Linked DNA regions of Homo sapiens: regions 2 and 3 are each linked to region 1. A link is a contact called in ENCODE Hi-C or POLR2A ChIA-PET data. All regions are on one chromosome and are shown on one strand. The core of a region is the stretch at or near the end of the contact, and the rest is flanking DNA. Distances in the headings are between cores, read along the strand shown. Region 1 has its middle 140 kb from the start of NECTIN1-AS1. Region 2 has its middle 87 kb from the start of THY1. Region 3 has its middle 110 kb from the start of THY1.

The links. A loop is a pair of places that touch in the nucleus more often than their neighbours do. ChIA-PET counts read pairs that join two places held with the same protein, here RNA polymerase II (POLR2A). Pooled maps may share reads with other maps.
Region 2: a map with no recorded cell type shows a loop between it and region 1 (4-fold over the local background). The contact joins two enhancer-like sites. A Hi-C loop is called at or near these places in 2 of 37 single-sample maps with no recorded cell type and 3 of 50 pooled maps. POLR2A ChIA-PET finds 5 or more read pairs at or near these places in 5 of 52 experiments (OCI-LY7, Panc1, activated B cell and 2 more).
Region 3: a loop to region 1 is called in a map of CD14-positive monocyte, with 6 times the contacts of the local background. The contact joins two enhancer-like sites. A Hi-C loop is called at or near these places in 2 of 168 maps with a recorded cell type or tissue (both CD14-positive monocyte), 4 of 37 single-sample maps with no recorded cell type and 4 of 50 pooled maps. POLR2A ChIA-PET finds 5 or more read pairs at or near these places in 4 of 52 experiments (GM12878, Panc1, activated B cell and 1 more).

Annotation. Positions count from the first base shown.
Region 1 is chr11:119,566,958-119,569,583 of GRCh38, forward strand. No RefSeq gene overlaps it. Among named protein-coding and RNA genes, the nearest start is that of NECTIN1-AS1, 140 kb to the right of the region's middle. RefSeq lists an enhancer at 1,062-1,211. Within about 2 kb of position 1,327, at least 2 of the 41 ENCODE cell types and tissues checked have a DNase peak (open chromatin) inside an H3K27ac peak, as active enhancers do.
Region 2 is chr11:119,508,929-119,511,554 of GRCh38, forward strand. No RefSeq gene overlaps it. Among named protein-coding and RNA genes, the nearest start is that of THY1, 87 kb to the left of the region's middle. RefSeq lists silencers at 1,487-1,576, 2,240-2,429. Within about 2 kb of position 1,328, at least 2 of the 41 ENCODE cell types and tissues checked have a DNase peak (open chromatin) inside an H3K27ac peak, as active enhancers do.
Region 3 is chr11:119,532,719-119,535,344 of GRCh38, forward strand. No RefSeq gene overlaps it. Among named protein-coding and RNA genes, the nearest start is that of THY1, 110 kb to the left of the region's middle. RefSeq lists an enhancer at 939-1,468. Within about 2 kb of position 1,298, at least 4 of the 41 ENCODE cell types and tissues checked have a DNase peak (open chromatin) inside an H3K27ac peak, as active enhancers do.

The sequences.
Region 1 (2,626 bases), core at 77-2,576:
ACAATGACCTAAGGCAATGAAAGATGTTGGAAAAACATGAAGTGCTATCTATGTACAGGGTATTAGCAAGCATCTCAACTTACTAATTGTGTGAGCTCAGGCAAGTTTCCTAACCTCTTGGAAGCTGTTTCCTCATCAGTAAAATGGAAAGTACTCACCTCATTGGGCCACTCAAAGGACTCAATGAAACTCCATGTGAGGCACTTAACACATAGAAAGTGCTCTTAAAGTAAAAGCCATGAGCATTGTGGTGGGGCCTTTCCAGAGGGATGGACTAGCCTAAATGTCCAGAAAAGAAGTGAACCAGACTCTTGATTTTTGAGATTTTGTGTGTGTGTGTGTGTGTGTGTGTGTGTGTGTGTGTGTGTGTGTGTGTTTGAGACAGAGTCTCACTCTATCGCCCGGGCTGGAGTTCAATGCACAATCTTGGCTCACTGCAACCTCCACCTCCTGGGTTCAAGTGATCCTCTTGCCTCAGCCTCCTGAGTAGCTGGGACTACAGGCGTGTGCCACCACGCCCGGCTAATTTTTGTATTTTTCGTATAGAGATGAGGTTTCACCATATTGGCCAGGCTGGTCTTGAACTCCTGACCTCAGGTGATCCACTCGCCTCAGGCTTCCAAAGTGTTGGGATTATAGGTGTGAGCCACCGCACTCGGCATTTTTGAGAATTTAGGAGATTAAGCACCTGTTCCCCACCCCTTGGGGTTTTGAAAATTAGGTGGGAAGAAGCTGATTCTAGGTTTTGCAAGTAAAGGGGGACCTAGTACTGCTGGGGCCAGCTTGCACCCAGGAAGTGGCTGGTAGCTGAGCAGAATGAGCCACTGATGACAGCTTTGGCTCTTTGGCCTTAGGCCTAGTGGGTCCCCAGGGTTCTGCTGATCTGAGCATTTTGCTGGGGAATTTCCCTTTTCTGAAAGGGCTCCACAATAAGGTGGTGGCATCAGCTGGGGCCTAGGCCAGGCACCTTCTGTCTATGGACTCTGGCCTGAGTTTCAGGGACATCTTGACTCACAAGGGGAGCTTTTCCCTCCCACCAATCATGGCATTGGGGGTGGGGGGTGGGCAGCCACCCTGGATAACGTCACTCAGTGCATACCACTGCTGGCCCCTGTGGCTGTTGCATGAAGAGGAGACGGGGCTCCATTTTCCAGAAATCGTCTGTGCTAGGCATCCCAGTGAGGGGGCTGAGCCAACCTCTAAGTTTCCTCTAAGACACTAGGAAGCATTGGGGGAACCCTGGATGCACCCAAGCAGGGACTGGATGGGGGAGGCTTGAGCATTCGCTCTTTTCTCCCACATGGGTTGGAGGCCACTCTGCCTCATTATCGTCCTCTACATTTGCATGACTGCTGTCCTGTGAAAAATCTCCGCTTGTGAGCCAGCACAAGTATGACTCAGCATGTCTCTTTAATTCCCTTCGGGCACGACCATCAGAGTCAGTTTACAATAACCAGACGCCTGGCTTTACAATCACTCCTCATTGTTGACCCAAAACAGCATCCTGCAGCTTGATCATTGCCCATGTGCCAGACTTCTCTCAGAATGACTCTTATTTAAAAAAAAAAAAAAATCACATCTGGTCCATTTAGTGGCCTAGAGCACATACCCTTGAGAATTCATCAAGGCAGAAAGTATTTGTTATTCGAGGATGGGTTTGATTTTTGGCAATGATGTTGAGGCTCTCTGAGTCAAGTCTGGAGGATTATGCAGCAGGGAGAGCTCTTTGCTTAGACCACTGCATCAGACCACCCTCCTCAATCTCAGGGCTCAGCTACCACTTCCCTTCTATAGCTCCCCCAGTCGCCATGGCAGATGTGGCCAGACACCTCACTCTCTTGCCATCCGCCCAGGGTTTCTCTGACACCAAGGCCATGCCCGCCTCTTCCTTGTCTCAGGTGCATTTTGCATGGTTCTTCAGAGGTTCCCTAGCAGGATGGAGCCTCAGTGACCCACAGTGATGACCAGCTCAGTTAAGAAAACTTAGCTTGGCCTTTCTGCTTCCCTGTTTTATGCTTCCCAATCCCCCTTGGGATTCTAGGGAACCATTGCTTTTCCCTAGAATCTCTTTCCAAAATAAGCTACTTGAACCAAAGGCTCTTTATGTGGGGGAACCCAGGCAAGGACAGCTGCCCTGCTGAATTTTTTGTAAGATTTCAACAGAGCTTGAGGACGGAGTTGGGGGGAGTCTATTGAGATACTAGGTCATAGGAATTCATAGTGTCCCGTGGCATCATATATATGGGCCATCTCTTTTGCTCTCTCTCCCCCTTTTTTAAAAAACAGTTTTTTTTAGATATAACTCACCTACCATATAATTCCCATTTAAAGTGTGCAATTTGGCCAGGCATATGGCTCATGCCTGTAATCCCAGCACTTTGGGAGGTGGAAGTGGGAGGATTGCTTGAGTCCAGAAGTTCAAGATCAGCCTGGGGAATACAGTGAAACCCCATCTCTATATATAAAAAAAAATAAAGTGTGCAATTCAGTGGTTTTTAGTATATTTACAGAGTTGTGCACCCATCACTGCATCAATTTTAGAACATATTTATCACCCCTAAAAGAAACACAGTACTCATTAACAATCACTCTCCATTTCTCCCACAACCTCATCCCTCTAGGCAAC
Region 2 (2,626 bases), core at 78-2,577, 58 kb before region 1:
CATGGTCCCAGGTCTCAGAGAGCTCAGAGGTGTGTGTGTGTGTGTGTGTGTGTGTGTGTGTGTGTGTGTGGAGTGTGGAGGGATGGTGGAGACTCACACAGAGGTTTATGCCTCTGTTCACACTGCCATGATCGAGGCATGAGGCTGGGCATGATGGCTCATGCCTGTAATTCTGGCATTTTCAGAGGCTAATGATGGAGGATTGCTCGAGTTCAAGACCAGCCTGGGCAACATAGTGAGACCCTGTCTCTACACACACAAAAAGCCAGATGTGGTGTCGTGTGCCTCTAGCCCCAGGTACTCGGGAGGCTGAGGTGGTAGGAATGCTTGAGCCCAGGAGTTTGAGGCTGCAGTGAGCTATGATCGCACCATGGCACTCCAGCCTGGGTGATAGAGCGAGACCCCATATCTCCAAAAGGGGTGGGGGTGGGGGGGAAGAGGAATGAGCAAAATGCCTGGGCTTGAGGGAATTCAGGCAAGGGGCCACCCAGGGTGAGTCTTCAGAATGAGTCATTCTCATCAAGGGTGGGGCACACTTCTGCAGCAGTCAGTGCTATGGTCTGAATGTTTCCCCTCAAGATTCTTACGTTGAAATCTTGGCCCCCAAAGTGATGGTATTTGGAAATGATGGTATTTGAAGGGTGATTAGGTCATGAGGGTGGAGCCCTTGTGATTGGCATTAGTGCCTTTTGAAAGAGTCCTCAGAGAGCTCTGCCCCTGCTAAAATGTGAGGACACAGCTAGAAGGTGCTGTCTGTGGACATGAAAGAGGGCTCTCACCAGAGACTGAATCTGCTGTGCCCCAGTCTTGGCCTTCCCAGCGTCCAGGACTGTGAGAAATAAATTTTTGTTGTTTATAAGCCACCCAGTCTATGGTATTTTGTTATAGAAGCCCAAAAGAAATGAGACATCTAGGGTTCATAGCTTTAGGCAATAGAAGCCGATTCAGACCAGCTAAGCAGAAAAGGAATTTATTAGAAGAATATGGGGTGTCTCATGTAATCAATAGTGTTAGGGAGGGCTGGAGAACCAGACTTAAGACTACGCTTCCAGGCACGATGCCCACGACATACAGAACTAGATGGATGGGGAAACCACAGCTGCTGCTGCCTCACCAGCTTCAGCTGCCACTGTCACTCCCCACTGACTGCACTTCCAGGCCAGGAACTTAATCTTGCTACCGTTTCTAACCCCCAAAGCTGGACACATTCTTACCACCCTTGTCAGCATGATGGGTTCTGGGTATGGTCTCCTTCCCCAAACTCCTCCCTTCTAGAGAGGAGTCTCTGGGGAGTGAAGCCAATGGGTGGAGTCAGAGACATCTGCTGTGCTCCAGCTGCAATGGAGGCTGGGTAACCCAGTTTCTGCTTTCTGCTTTCAGAAGGTGTGACTCATAAGACTGGAAACTCCTGAACGTAGCAAGGATGCTGGCAGCCAAGCCAATGACTACAAACATGATAAAGTCCATTACAAGGATGGAAAGTCCACAGAACAGAAAATGTGTCTATTTTTTCACCAGTGACCCTCCAGCACTCAGCTATGCCTGGAACAAGGTAGACAGTCAGAATAACATGTCGAATGAATGAATGAATAAATGGCAGAGAGGGTGGTGATGATCAGGGGGCTTGGACAAGCAGTCCTTTTACTTACAGATATCCCAGGAAAGATTTGAGGCCTCTGGACAGCTCTTTGAGCTTAATTTGGACCAGTCTTGCCACCCAGTCTGTGATCTGGGCCATTGGTCTGATTCTCTACTCTTTGACGAATGGGCAAAGGCCTGGCTCTTGGAATTGGGTGAAAAGAAATTGACCCAGCTCAAGTGGGGAAGGTTGAAGCACACATGGCTGATGATTAAAACATATATTGATTTCAGCAATCTCTACACACTTTCTCCACTGTTACTACGGTGGATGTTGTTTAGCCCAGTGTCCAGTCTGAATTTCCTCCTTCCTGACAGACCCTATTGTTGTTCTGGCACCCCTCCTCAGGGTGTGTGTCTCAGGGAAGGAGTTGGTCTTATCCCAGCTCCTGAACCACCTGCTTGGTCTAAAGTAATCCTCTCTCCTTACCAACGATTGGTCAAGAGTGGGCCAATAAGATGCAAGCAGGTATTTTTGGGGGTGGGATGGAGGAAGACATCTTTACGCTTTTGAAAGAGTTTTTGAAGGTTGCTCTAATCTAGTTTTCTCGGAATGTTGTTGTGGGTGAGTCTAAGGCCCTTAACTGCCCCAGCCATCTCTGATCTAGTCATAGATAGCGTACATACACACACACACACACATGCACACACACACATGCACACACACACACACACGTCACAGGGAAACAGGGCCAGGCTTCCAGACAACACCAGCCCTGAATTCTGCCCTACCTGCAGGTTTCCAGAGCTCCATAAGATCGGAGCCACTTTGAGTTTTGGATATTCGGTGTTTTGTCTCTGAGTACCCCCCGACAGCTACCCGGACCACTGCTTGCTCGTGTGTGTGATGGCCCCAACCCCAAGGCAAGACTGGCATCTGGCTGATGCTGAGGGGCTAATAAAGGATGGCCCCCTGCCCGTTCTCAAATGCCCTCCTATGGGTGCATGTGAGTCTGAGATGCATCAGGGACGGGCTTTCCTTTCAAGG
Region 3 (2,626 bases), core at 48-2,547, 34 kb before region 1:
ACCCCGGAGAGCTCATGAATGGGGCAGGTCTAGCAAAGGAGAGACCCTTTAGAGCACTGCTTCTCCTGTAGAATCAATGTCAACTTGTCAGTAAACGGACTGCTGATGCAGCAGGATCTTTAAGCCCAAGTCCCCACACTCTTTCCAGCATCCCACCTTCTGGCCAGACCCCCACTCCCACCCCCTGCCTCCATGGCTGTGTAATGCACCAGACTAGGAGTCTGAGACCTGAGTTTGAGCCCCAGTTCAGCCACTGATGGGCTGTGTGAGTTTGGGCAAGTAACCCCACCTCCCTGGGCCTTGGCCCCCTTATCCAAAACGTGGCCGCCATAATCTCCTTCTATTTTGCATGGCTCCTTCGAATTCTCCCTCCCTTCTCCGGTCCCTTCCTCCTTTGCCCCTTCCTTCTGCTTGGCACTTGCCTGCCCAGCAAGCCTCCCCTTCTGATCCATGCAGTTCAGTGCACTCCCATCCGCTTCCTACAGCTCAGGAAACTGTGAGGGCCAGGCACTGGTGTGTACGGTGCCTTTGAATCTTACTTTAGGTTAAGATGCTCACCCGGTCTCCCCTTTCAGAAGGAGACCCTCTGAGGGCAGAGATCTGGTCCTCTTCTCCTTCTTCTAGACCGCTCAGTGTGCCTGGAACAGGGCTGAGCCCACAGCAGGGTGCCTGGATGAGCCCTGCCCTGCCGGCCTGTTCCCTGACCTTTCCTCCAGCCCTTTCCCTTCCCCACCCCTGGCAGGGAGGATGCTCCAGAGCCCGCAGTCCAAACTAAGCCAGAGTTGGGGGTCCCCAGCCTCTCCAGAAAGCCAGCTCCAGCCATGGGAGGGGGCATTGCTGGCTGTTTCTTCCCCACAGGCCTGCTCTCCTCACCCCTGCACCCTTCTGTCTGGAGGGGAGGCAGTGTGCCTCACCTGAGCCAGTCACCACAGCCCCAGTGCAGCTGGCTCCTTCCCTTCCTCTCCCGCTCCCTGGCATGGACCAGCACACCGTTCTTCTCCCACCGCCCATCCTCAGTTGCCCCTCGCCTCCCCCCACCGCCTTCTGTTCCCATGCTGGCGTGTCTCCCCCCCCAGGCAGCTGGGAGCAGGGCGCCTTCGATTTCTCTATTCAGTCTGAGGCGTAGCAATTTTCTGCTCTCCCATAATTAGGGGAATTTTAAGCAAACTCCCCGACGGATGATTACAGCAGGTTCAATCCTGGCTCCTTTGATCAGGGAAGAATGAGGACGTTGTTGGAATATTCCTCAACCTGCTGGCCAGACAGGCTCTGCGGCGCACGCCCGGCTCTCGGGCTCCCCCTGGAGGGCTTTGAACTTGTGTCCTGGCGTCTGAGTGTCCCTGGGTGCTGGAGTCTCCCCAGGAGAGGACTGGGTCCAAATTCTGCTTCATGAAGGATTATCCCAGAGGTAGCTTCTCTAGCTTTGGGCCAATATCTGGGCTCAGAGCCAGAGTTGGAAGTGGTCTCTTGGGTAGGAAGGAAAGTTAAAGGGTCATGTAGGGCAGTCTCCCAGGGCTGCTGTGAATGGCCGTGCAGGCCATACACTGTGCCCTCTAGGGGACATTATTCTCCCTGTAGCTTGTGTGAATGGGACTCCTAGGGTTTGTGCAATGTCCAGCCTGCACAACACAACTGACAGCTTGAACCGCTTGAATGACTCCACTTTTCTAAAACGGCAGAAGAGCCTCCTCCTTAGGGTTGAAAGGGGCTCTCCTCTGTTTAGTCCATTTCCCTCGCCTGTTGTGCCTGCCCAAGGCAGTGTGGAAGAGAGAAAAAAGCATGGCCTTTGCAGCCACAGCCTAGAGGGGAATTCCAGTGTGAATGTTTCCTGGCCGTGTAACCTTGGGTTAGTTAATGAACCTCCCTGAACTTTAATATCAATCTTAAAGGACTGTTTTGAAGATTAAGTAAGAGATGGACTAAAACATTGCTTGGCCCTTATGAGTCCTCAATAAATATCACTCCCCTCTCCTTTCCCTGCCCACGTCACACTTTCCTCTTAAACATTTCATCTTCCCAGACAAACCCTTTCTCCTCTGTCTGCCCCAGTCCTGAGTCCCCCAAAGGCTGTGCCAGATAGCAGACTGCATAGCTATATATATATATATATTTTTTTTTTTTTTCTTTTTTAGACAGAGTCTTGTTCTGTCACCCAGGCTGGAGTGCAATGGCATGGTCTTGGCTCACTGCAACCTCTGCCTCCCGGGTTCAAACAATTCTCCTGCCTCAGCCTCCTGAGTAGCTGGGACTACAGGCGCACACCACCACACCCTGCTAATTTTTGTATTTTTGGTAGAGACGGGGTTTCGCTATGTTGGCCACGCTGGTCTCGAAATCCTGACCTCGTGATCTGCCCACTTCGACCTCCGAAAGTGTTGGGATGACAGGCGTGAGCCACCGCGCCTGGCCCAGACTGGGTATATTAATAGGCTGCTAATGTCTCTGGCATCCCCGAGCAGTGGTCCTGGCTTTTCCATAGGTTAATTAGGCCATATTTCAGGATAATTACGACTGTATATTCCTACACTAATTAAGTGGCTCTAAACCCTCTCCAGAATGCAGCTCTGTGAATCATAATTAAGCCTTACCACCAAGTTCCTCTGCCAGCCACGGAGCCCGGCGAGCA